Regions from separate parts of the Homo sapiens genome. Here regions 2 and 3 are each linked to region 1. A link is an interaction called in ENCODE POLR2A ChIA-PET data of the cell type or tissue named here. Cell type or tissue: MCF 10A. All regions are shown on one strand.

Region 1 (4,000 bases):
GTGACTTAGATGAGGTCAGAATAGATGAGATCTTTTTCTCTTTCACCCCACCTCTTAGACAGTAGCATTTTGTTCTTACATCTTATGTATATTTTCCACACATTGCTGTTTTGTTTTTGTTTTTGTTTTTGTTTTTTTTAAAGATGGAGTCTTGCTCTGTCACCAGGCTGGAGTGCAGTGGCTTGATCTCAGCTCACTGCAACCTCTGCCTCCCGGGTTCAAGAGATTCTCCTGCCTCAGCCTCCCGAGTAGCTGGGACTACAGGCATGCGCCACCACGCCCATCTAATTTTTGTATTTTTAGTAGAGACGGGGTTTCACCATGTTGGCCAGGATGGTCTCGATCTCTTGACCTCGTGATCTGCCCACCTCAGCCTCCCCAAAGTGCTGGGATTACAGGTGTGAGCCACGGCGCCCAACCTGAAAATTTATTTTTAAAGAATTTATTGGCTGGGTATGGTGGCTCACGCCTGTAATCCCGGCACTTTGGGAGGCCGAGGAGGGCGGATCACCTGAGGTCAGGTGTTCGAGACCAGCCTGGCCAACATGGAGAAACCCCCATCCCATCTGTACTAAAAATACAAAAATTAGCTGGGCATGGTGGCGTATACCTGTATTCCCGGCTACTCAGGAGGCTGAGGCAGGAGAATCACGTGAACCCAGGAGGCAGAGGTTGTAGTGAGCCAAGGTCACACCACTGCACTCCATACTGGGCAACAGAGCAAGACTCCATCTCGAGGGAAAAAAAAAAATAAGAAAGAATTTATTTATACTTTATAAAGATTTTAAACTATTACTGTGATGACTACTATGTAGTATCACATGTGATAGTGGTAATGAGTTTTCTTCTGAGATTAATTGCAGAGCTTGTCTTTCGTATGGGTCCAATATATTACTTTTCATTGTGTTTTATTTGTGCAGGACAATTTGCTCTTCAGTTATCATACCAAAACAATATAAATCCTCAACTCCTTTGAGTTTGTTAAAGATTACTATAATAATATAATCCCTGCCAAACTAAGCATGTGAATTCATGCCCACACATGGGTTCAGTGTTCAAAATAGTTAAATGCTGTATTGATTTATGTGTTTAGGGAACAAGGTTGAACAAAAGATCTTCTAACCAATTAGAACATTTAGCTTTCTTTTTTAGGCAATAAATTCCTTTACTTGAAACACAGCAGAAGATATTAACATCTGCCTAAATTTTTTCATTGTCACATATGGAAGTAAGTGACCCTGCTGTCACTGTTCCATGTTTTCTTGTGAAGAGCTAAGTTGTCACTACCCAACTGTGACACTGCATGGACCAACTCCTGCAGGCGAGTCAGAAAAAAAGCCGGGATAGTAAGAAAGGAACCTAAAAGAACCTTAATTGGAAATTTAAAAAACAAAGTTCAAAGGCCCTGCTTTTATTAATGTATTTCTGTTTATGGTTTTCAGGGGGTGAAGCCAGCCAGTTTTGACAAAGTAGCAATTCCTGAAGTGAAGGAAATTATTGAAGGATGCATACGACAAAACAAAGATGAAAGGTAAGTTGCCTCTTTTGATCTGGGTGATACTTGAACAAAACCTAAAAAGTAATGTGCTTTGAGTACAACACACATTCTACGGTGTATTTAATATTTGTGATTGGTTTCTCTATTTGTGCCTGTAACATTTTTAAAGGTAGGGTTTTGTTCATTGTGGTTATTCAGATTTGATATACTGGAACACTGTAAAAATATGGTTTGGTAGAGTTTCAGTAAACCAGAACCACCATAAACATAGCTACATTCCATGAGAACTGCTTACTTAAAACATCAGCATGATTTATAAAACTCAAAAAAGAGTTTAATATCTAACACAGGAAATCTTTTCTTAGTCCTTTACCATTGAATTCTAAGTGGTGAAATAAAACTTTGGCTCTTTAAAGTCAGCTCAGCTATTACAGGTCTGATTTGCCGTCCTTACGCCAGAATTGAAGAAGAGCAAAACATCAAAATTCCTTGAGTAAAAAGAGAAGACTTGGCCCAGGGGTTGGAAGGAGATGTGGCTTAGTCATTTGTACTAACAGAGGGCTTCTCTTAGAGGAGTGGCAAGTATCTGATCTGCCATGTAGCTGATTCATCACCCGTCAGGCATGGCGAAGGTCCAGTGTCTGTTTCTGAAAAACAGTCTATCTTTGCCACCCCCTTCCATCCTCCAAAAAAGAAAAAGGAGACCAGCTAGTACAAATACAAATTGCAAATTGAGCATAATCTACCACTTGAAGAATGAGAGCTATCAGATGTATCAACCGAATTAAAGAATTCCATCTTTTCACCTCTCCAGTCTCGTTCTTTTTATAACATCGTTATTTAGAAGAGCTTAACTTCATGGTTTTTAAGCCTTTATTAAGTAAAAATTTAGTTTGAGTTTTCATTTTTATATATGCTGGGTACTTAAATCTCTTTAAGAACTTTTTACTATAAACAAAGGAATGTTTGTTTCAACTCTTTTTTTTTTTTTTGGACACAGTCTTGTCACGTCGCCTAGGCTGGAGTACAGTGGCATAGTCTCAGCTTACTGCAACCTCTGCCTTCCAGGTTCAAGCAATTCTCCTGTCTCAGCCTCCTGAGTAGCTGGGACTACAGACGCACATCACCGCACCTGGCTAATTTTTGTATTTTTAGTAGAGACAGGGTTTCACCATATTGGTCAGGCGGGTTGCAGACTCCTGACCTGAGGTGAACCACCCACCTTGGCCTCCCAAAGTACTGGGATTACAGGTGTGAGCCACTGGGCCCAGCCTGTTTCAACTCTTGTTGGAGCAGTTTATTAGATGATTGGCATATTGAAACCATTTTATCTTAAGATTGTTTCACAATCAGACTTCTGCTTGCCCAGTACACAAATTATTGAACAAGGAATTAAGAGAACTTACTGGTGTAAATAAAGCTTGCTGTGGTAGAAAGTACCAAACTAGAAACAAAAATATTTATTTTCTAGTTTCTATTTCAGCATTTACAGCTTTTATAACTGTGAGCAAGATTCTCAACCTTTCTGGGCCTCCATTTCCTAATAATCAGGAGATGATATCAAATTGGGTGTTGGTCAGACAAGATCATAAATATGAAGATTTGTGTTACTTATAAAATGCTATATAAATGATCATGTGGTATTTTGAAGCTTTAATAGAGCCAATTGTGTTAGCCCACCATTACTAGTATACTATTACTAATAAGATCATTGGATTTAAAAATTATGTTACAATTGTGTTAGCTCGCCATTACTAGTATACTATTACTAATGAGATCATTGGATTTAAAAATTATCACTGTCAGCTCTTATTCATGAATGAGATTGTTATGATGTTTTATAACTTCAGAGTAAACCTCTGTAGGCACCCTTCAAATTCAGCAATGTAAAAATGAGTTATACTTTCCCCTGTATTTTTTCCCATTTTTTTCTTCTGCGAATAACAATAATTGGCCACATTTGAAAATTATTTTTTCAAACTAATGGTGTTTTATTTTTGTTCCTTTTCTTTTCCCTCTGTTTGGAAGATATTCCATCAAAGACCTTTTGAACCATGCCTTCTTCCAAGAGGAAACAGGAGTACGGGTAGAATTAGCAGAAGAAGATGATGGAGAAAAAATAGCCATAAAATTATGGCTACGTATTGAAGATATTAAGAAATTAAAGGGAAAATACAAAGATAATGAAGCTATTGAGTTTTCTTTTGATTTAGAGAGAGATGTCCCAGAAGATGTTGCACAAGAAATGGTAAATTGACATTAGCCATTTTAAAATTGATTTAGACTTATATATATCAATACTATCATTAAGCAAAAAAGCAGTTGATGAAGTGCCGTGTGTGGCATATCCCATTGACATAAAATTGTGATGGCCCTAAAAGTTATCTTTGATTAGTGGGATTTTCGTGTGTGTGTGTTTTTTTTTTTTTTAAACTTCTTTGTATTGCTTTTATAATGGGTGTTAGATTTTATAGTCCTTTTTAAAAGTAAATTTTTTTTTTT
Region 2 (4,000 bases), 160 kb after region 1:
TAAACTTTTCTCTACATTTTGGATCATTTGAGTAGATTGGTTTTTCCTGTTCATAGAATTACTGGATCAAAAGATATGTTTTTAAGACCCTTACTGTAACCATTTTCAAACTTGCTGCTTCTCAGATACTTTTATTATTTTTGGGAAGAAACAAATACTTACTGGGTTCCTATAATTTTTCACTTAAACCCTTTTAAACTTATGATATGCTTCAGACATGCAAAAAGATACAGAGAATGATGTAATTAATATCTGTGTATCTACCACCTAGCTTAAGAAATAAACAGTCACAGACTTAAAATTCCTGTGCAGCTCTTCCTGATTATAAATGTCTGTATTTACCAACAGTGATGTGGATATTTAATCTTTTTTTTTTTTTTTTTTTTGAGACAGAGTCTTGCTCTGTCAACAGGCTGGAGTGTTGTGGCGTGATCTTGGCTCCCTGCAACCTCCACCTCCTGGGTTCAAGCTATTCTTCTGCCTCAGCCTCCCAAGTAGCTGGGACTACAGGCCCAGCTAATTGTATTTTTAGTAGAGACGGGGTTTCACCATGTTGGCAAGGATGGTCTCGATCTCCTGACCTCGTGGTCTGCCTGCCTTGGCCTCCTGAAGTGTTGGGATTACAGGCGTGAGCCACTGCTCCCGGCTGATATTTAATCTTAACCATTAATTCAGGTCTGCGTCCAAGATCTTTTGGACCAGAATTCAGAATTTTTTTCAGATTTTTAGAGAGATGACATGCATATATTATATATAAGCTAACTTTTCAAGTATGTTTTGGGAATGGTCCCTAATTTCTTCATTAAACACTTTGGGATTACTGACCCAGTCCAGGTCTGGTTTTACTATCATATTAGTTATAAATTTTTGGATTTTTAGACATTTTTGTTATTCAGTCTTGTGAATAGACGTTTGTGAACAGGTACATCTGTTTTACTTTGTTCAGCTTAATCACTGGTAGAATTTGTTGAACTTTGTGTTGAGCTGATCACGATGTAGTATGAGATGTATAAAATGCAAGGTAACATAATTTTATGTCCAAACAATTTAATATTTTAGGATTTTATGAAATCAGGTTATCAGTGAGCACTAGAGTCGTTGGGGAAGGCTACACAACCTAGAACTTGACTTGTTTCAACTAAGTGGCGCAGATTGCTGTTACAACTGGAGAACAACTATGATTAACAACCTTGTGTTTATTTCTAAGTATCTAGCTTGACAAAATATTTGTCATGATGAGAACTTTGAGAGAACTTATAATTAACTTGATTAATTGATAAGAATTATTAAAAACTGCAGTTAACTTGATTGTAAACTGAGTTACCCTTCCATTAAAAAAAGGCGAAATAGTAACTGACAAGTGTTAAGATTGCTCGTTTACAATTGATGTGTCATTGCTGCTCCAAGCAGAGGTGGCCTTTCAGATAGGTATGCTCTGAAACAGTGCTGCTTTAGCCACACTGTCGTGTAGTTTTAGTCTCTAGTCAGTATTGGAGAATCAGATTAAGGTTATACAACTAGATGCGTAGTGTTAGCAGACTTAATACATTTTAGTTACATGCTGAGTGTAGAGGCAGAGAAATCTGTGCCTTCATTAACTTGTAGATTTATTTTCTTTCTGTCTTTCTGTCTGTCTGTCTTTGGGTCTGTCTGTCTTCCTTTGTCACCCAGGCTGGAGTATAGTGATGTGATCATAGGTCGCTGCAGCCTTGAACTCCTGGGCTCAAGCTGTCTTACTGCTACAGCCTCCCAAGTAGCTAGGGCTAAAGATGTGTGCCACCACACCTGGCTAATTAAAAAAAAAGTTTTTTGTGGAGACGAGGTCTTGCCGTGTTGCCCAGGCTGATCTGAAGTGATCCTTTCGCCTTGGCTTCCCGAAGTGTTGGGATTATAGGCATAAGCCATGTGCCTGGTGATTTTTTTTTTTTTTAAACTTCCTGCTACTTACAGAGATATTAGCAATCTGTCTATGCCTAGCCCATTAATTGCTGTGTAAATTAGTGCCGAATGGTTGTGGAGGTCTTTATTTAAACCTGTAGTTTATAATGAGACTTAAAAAAATGTAAGTTTTTTTTTTTGTTTGTTTTTGAGACAGGGTTTCACTCTGTTTCCCATGCTGGGATGCAGTGGTGTGTTCTTGGCTCACTGTAGCCTCTGCCTCTGGAGTTCAAGCAATTCTTATGACTCAGCCTCCTGAGTAGCTGAGATCATAGGCGTGTGCCATCATGCCTGGCTAATGTTGGTATTTTTGGTAGAGACGGGGTTTCACCATGTTGCCCAGGCTGGTCTCGAACTCCTGAGCTCAGGAGATCCACCCATCTTGGCCTCTCAAAGTGTTGGGATTACAGGCCTGAGCCACCACACCAGGCCAAAAAAAGTAAAGTAATACACACTCACTATAAAAAGAAAATGGAACAGAGAAGAAAAGTATGTAAGTAAGGAAAAAGGTGATTCCATCTGGTCTTTCAGAAATAGGCTTTTACCGTACAAATCATTTCTGTGTATATACAAACATACGTGTATATATCCTTTGTACACAAATGAGATTGCCTCGTAAGCATTCTTCTGTAACCTGGTTTTTTTCCCACTTCACAATATGTTTTTGCATGTCAGATCTATATCTTAGATATAGATATTTACTTAATTTTTTTTTGTTTTTGTTTCTTTTTCCTTTTTTTGAAATGAAATCTCACTGTCACCCAGGCTGGAGTGCAGTGGTGCAATCTCAGCTCACTGCAACCTCCGTCTCCCAGGTTGAAGTGATTCTCCTGCCTCAGCCTCCCAAGTAGCTGGGATCACAGGTGTGCGCCACCATGCCTGGCTAATTTTTGTATTTTTAGTAGAGATGGGGTTTCACCATGTTGGCTAGGCTGGTCCCGAACTCCTGATCTCAAGTGATCTGCCCTCCTTGGCCTCCCAAAGTGTTGGGATTACAGGCATGACCTACTGTGCCCTGCCTCTTTTTCTTTCTTTTTTTTTTTTTGAGACAGTCTTGCTCTGTTGCCCAGGCTGGAGTGCAGTGGCATGATCTTGGCTCACTGCAACCTCTGCCTCCGGAGTTCAGGCAATCCTCTCACCTGAGTAACTGGTACTACAGGCACACACCACCTTGCCCAGGTAAGTTTTGTATTTTGGTAGAGACAGGAATTCACCATGTTGTCCAGGCTGGTCTTGAACTCCTGACCTCAAGTGATCTGCCCACCTCAGCCTTTTAAAGTGCTGGGATTACAAGTATGAGCCACCATGCCTGGCCATTGTTTTTCTTTTCTTTTTTTTAAATTAGGATTGCCTGAAAGAAATTTTTTTTAAACAGCAGCATTGTCTTTTGTAGTTGAGAGATACATAAATTTATTCAACTAATCTCTTTGGAAATTTAAGCGGTCTCCTTGCTGGTACAAACAATGCAATAATTGAATATCATTGCACATTATGTCCTTGAACCTGTGAAAATATATTTTATGGAGAATATTTTTTAAAGTGAAACTTCTAGTTCAACAATGTGCACATTTTAAATTTTGATAGATTGTGCCAAATTGTACCTCAGTGGGATTTTAAATTTTTGGTTTATTGTTCATCTTTTCACAGGGAGCCTAGGATAGCAGCATATTTCTCGTCCCTAGTAATATTTATAACCCTTTAAGAAAATGAACAGGATCTTTAAACATGTTGAAATACAGTATTAAAAATATTTGACTCGTTGATGAGCATAACCCCATTACATCAGGTTGTACTAGTAATTTTGAGATTTATGTGAGAATTTCACATATAATTATTTAAATAGCTAATGGGTGGTATATTACATCAGGTTACATCAGGTTGGACTAGTAATTTTGAGATTTATGTCAGAATTTCACATATAATATTTAAATAGCTAATGGGTGGTATATTACATCAGGTTGGACTAGTAATTTTGAGATTTATGTCAGAATTTCACATATAATTATTTAAATAGCTAATGGGTGGTATATTACATCAGGTTGGACTAGTAATTTTGAGATTT
Region 3 (4,000 bases), 77 kb before region 1:
TTTAAATTTTTTATTATTAATTTTTTTTTCGTCTTTTCCTTTTTCTTTCTTTTTTTCTGAGACGGAGTCTCACCCTGTCACCCAGGCTAGAGTGCAGTGGCGCCATCTTGGCTCACTGCAACCTCCACCTCCCGGGTTCAAGCAGTTCTCCTGCCTCAGCCTTCCGAGTAGCTGGGATTACAGGCATGCCATCACGCCTGGCTAATTTTTATATTTTCAGTAGAGACAGGCTTTCACCATGTTGGCCAGGCTGGCCTCAAACTCCTGACCTCAACTGATCCACCTGCCTCAGCCTGCCAAAGTGCTGGGATTACAGGTGTGAGCCACCGTGCCCGGCCAATGATCTTTTTTTTTTTTTTTTTTAAAGTCATTCGTAGAAATTGGAAGGAAATATCTATCGTGCTAACATTCATTAGAGTTTAAGATTATGAATGACTTATTAAAATATAAAATGATAAGGACAGTACATGTAAACTCTAGAACGAATTTTAAATTCTTAGTAATACTGGTAATAGTTATTAATACAGGTATGACTTCTCTCTCGTGCTGTTTCTGGTGAACACCACCACAGGGTCACAGTAAGGTTCTAAAAATATGAGCAAAAGCTGGTACTACCAGGAAATTCAAATTCCATACCTGGGAATCTCAGAACTCAGGGAGGAATAAACATTACAGGGGGAGCAAACAATAATGGGGAGTATTGTTTGAGAAATAAGAAATTAAGAATTTTACTGCTCTAAAATGTAAAAGTAAAACAGGTGAAGTCTGGATTTTCTTTTGTTTTTATGAAGTTCAGTGGGAGAGCATTCTCTTCTGTTAAAATTGCCACTAATTATGTGTTTTTTCTAAATCATATTGTCTGCTTTTCTCCAAAACAGTTGAATAATGTACTCATTTTCATAAAATTTTAGAAAAATTAGTGAGTAAATTTTTGGCAGTTATTTTATTTGACATGTGAGTGGTATTTGCCTTCAGATTTCGAATTCCCTGTTGGGAAAGTAATATGGTTATGTTGCTGTGACTATAATATTAAAATGCACAGACACACTATAAATTCCCTTTCCCTTAATTTTCTTTGCCTTTCTTTTCTTTCTTTTCTTTTCTGTTTTTTTTTTTTCTTTTTTTTTTTTGAGACATAGTTTCACTTTGTAGCCCGGGCTGGAGTGCAGTGGCACGATCTGGGCTCACTGCAACCTCTGCCTCCTGAGTTCAAGTGATTCTCCTGTCTCAGCCTCCTGAGTAGCTGGAATTACAGGTGCGCGCCGCACCTGGCTAATCTTTGTATTTTTAGTAGAGACAGGGTTTCGCCATGTTGGCCAGGCTGGTCTTGAATTCTTGACCTCAAGTGATCCACCTGCCTCACCCTCCCAAAGTGCTGGGATTACAGGCGTGAGCCACCGCGCCTGGCTCCTTTCCCTTAATTTTCTGAAAGAAAAATTCACATACAGCCGTGTGAATTGACTGGACTGTGAAATTAAAATAATGGATTTTTTTGGTCTTTATACTGCAAGTTTGAGAAATAAAGAACAAAGCATTTTCTCTGTGGATGCGAAGAACTCTGTACTTGACTCAGCTTCCTTTTTCTCTTGCCTGCATTTTTTGTTTACTTCACTGGCTTGATTAGTCATAATAAGGCTCAGTACCTCTGCCATTCCCAATGTTAAGCAATTTTTTAAAATTTGGAATTTTGTGGATAATCATTAACAGAGTTGCTTAATGGGTAATGTTGTTTTCTTTATGGAAATAATTTGAGGCACCTTTTCTGGGGTTCTTGGCAAGAAATATGAGTTTATTATGGATATTTAGGAAAGAGGATGTAGAAATAAACCTTTGTTTGTAGTATGAAGCTGTGATAATCTGCCCCATCTTTGTCTAATTCCGTTTTAACTTCTGTCCTTAACATGTTTCTCTTCTTAATCAGTTGTCAGTGAAGATTTATTTATCAGGAGATGGGAATGGAGTATTTTGGATATACTTCAAGTTTTGAATGATAACCGTTAAAATACATACAATGTTTTAATAGTGAGATACACTGATCACAAAAATATGGTCTGATTTAACTTTATTTTGTGGTACTTTTCTTCTAAGTTTAGACAGATGATAGAAATTCACAAAAATTTCAGTCATAGTTATGGCCACAGTTAGGCATTCCCAAAGGAAGTGTGTTGCATTCCTAAGTGTAGTGTGTTGCATGCACTACTGAGCATAATGGGAAAAGAAAAGTGCTATAAAAACCTAAGTACCAAGTAACTAGCTAGAAAAAGCTTTTAATGGGAGAGCTGGCATGGTCATTAATCTGGTAGAATAGTATTTGAGGAAACAGTTGCATGTGTTAAGCTGCAGTTTCTTTTGGTTATTGAAAACCAAATAGGAAATTCTGAATTAATACTTACATGCTGAAGTATCTTTGTGGAGCTTATTTTGAGCGTTAGAGTGGGAGACTTAGTTCTAATGCAAACTATAGAAGAATGACCTTGGGTAAGTTTGTTGTCTAATTAGTAAACTGAGTGGTAGAGTTGGATAATCCTGTCAGCTTTAGGCCCATGCCTTAAATATGCTTCTTATCCTCTCACAGTCAAAAAGGATTTTTACCTTGGTACAGTCTGATTCCTGCAACACCTCTCTAGTTATTGAATGTATAGTAGTTTGCTATAGACAGACTACTTTGCAGTGGCTATCAAACCTTTCTGAGACTCATTCTAAGAAATACATTTACATTGTGACTTAGTATATGCACACATAAAAAGAAGAAAGTTTCACAAAATAGTTTCCTTACTAGCAATGAGCTGTTTTTTGTTTTATTTCGTTAACAACAACAACAACAACAACAAAAACTGCTAACCATCTTTTTCTTGGGGTTGCACTACTGTCCAATGAGCACATAGTGAGGGCAGTACTGCTAACGCCTACATAACATGCCTGCATCATCTAGAGCTTTGCTTTACCTTGGTACAATTTTTGGAAGAATGAAAAACTGCTTTTCCACAGGGGGAAAATACTGTTTACTGCCCATCTTTGAAAAACATTTTACTTAGAGCATAAACTTGAAGCTAGATCCTTTTAACCACTTAATTAAATCATACAGTAAGTTGTTGATAGCTATTTGCCACAAAATGAAAATATAGTGGCTATATGAATTTTAGCTGCTGTCACTGTTCATTAATCATAACATAAGCTCTGAACACAGTGTTTCTTCTTAGAAAGGTACAAATGATTATGATTTTGTATAACAACTGAAGTTAGGTGTGTGTGAAGTTTTATAATTGCTGGTCTTCATTAGATAAATTAAATTATAATTAAATGATCTGTTTTATTTTTGCTTTTTATTTGGTCTCTTATTAATAGGCACAATACTGGCATTAGCTATAACACAAACCAATGGCACTAAAAATCTTCAGAACCTTTTTGGATTTGAGTTTTTGAAAGATATTTTGTGGAGACTACAGATTTAATTTTAAAGTATAAATATGCTCTTATTTTAAATAAATGGGGTTTATACTTTGTGTTCTAATGATTGAGATAACTTTTTTTTTTGAGAACTTAAATTAAAATTCCCAGTCTTCTCTAGTTCTGTCAGATTTCTTTGTTCCCCCTCCCAGTGGTTGAGTTCTTATGGGATTTGTGGCTTATTTTTAAAATCCAATGATTAAAATGAAGTTTTCTGGCAATATTAATATTTGTGTGAATCTGGATATCCTCCTCACTTAACTTCTAAGGCTTTTTCTTCATCTGAAAATGACAATTTTGTATACTTGGCTGGATTATTTTAAGTAACAAGTAACAAACACTGTGGTAGACTAACATTTGAGTTTGAAGTTTCATATAATTTTAAATCATTGTCATCGACTGACTTTGGAAAGTAACTTCTGAGATTTTTGGTCTGAAGTGACCCTGAAAGTTTATGACCTAATTATCATTTTATTAGGTCTGAATGTGAATGTTGCACTTTGAGAGGAAATAGTATAGAAGTAGTTACATTGCTGGGTGACTGATCTAGCAA

Evidence for each region. ChIA-PET counts read pairs that join two places held together with the same protein. Peaks named below come from ENCODE experiments on the same cell type or tissue, not always from the same donor. Only the 100,000 strongest peaks of a DNase experiment are listed, where the experiment ranks them.
Region 2: POLR2A ChIA-PET joins it to region 1 with 8 read pairs; 1 of 35 experiments calls an interaction of 5 or more read pairs at or near these places.
Region 3: POLR2A ChIA-PET joins it to region 1 with 6 read pairs; 4 of 35 experiments call an interaction of 5 or more read pairs at or near these places.

Annotation. Positions count from the first base shown.
Region 1 is chr12:855,719-859,718 of GRCh38, forward strand. WNK1 (WNK lysine deficient protein kinase 1) reads left to right here. Exons shown (of 28, transcript NM_018979.4): 5 at 1,443-1,531; 6 at 3,527-3,746. Among named protein-coding and RNA genes, the nearest start is that of RAD52, 92 kb to the right of the region's middle. In MCF 10A, no CTCF peak of the experiment used is centred here; a DNase peak (open chromatin) is centred at 2,063.
Region 2 is chr12:1,012,106-1,016,105 of GRCh38, forward strand. The region is part of intron 1 of ERC1 (ELKS/RAB6-interacting/CAST family member 1); the gene reads left to right. Among named protein-coding and RNA genes, the nearest start is that of ERC1, 23 kb to the left of the region's middle. In MCF 10A, no CTCF peak of the experiment used is centred here; a DNase peak (open chromatin) is centred at 2,186.
Region 3 is chr12:778,293-782,292 of GRCh38, forward strand. All of the region lies in intron 1 of WNK1 (WNK lysine deficient protein kinase 1), which reads left to right. It also overlaps the pseudogene RNU4ATAC16P. Among named protein-coding and RNA genes, the nearest start is that of WNK1, 28 kb to the left of the region's middle. In MCF 10A, no CTCF peak of the experiment used is centred here; a DNase peak (open chromatin) is centred at 1,579.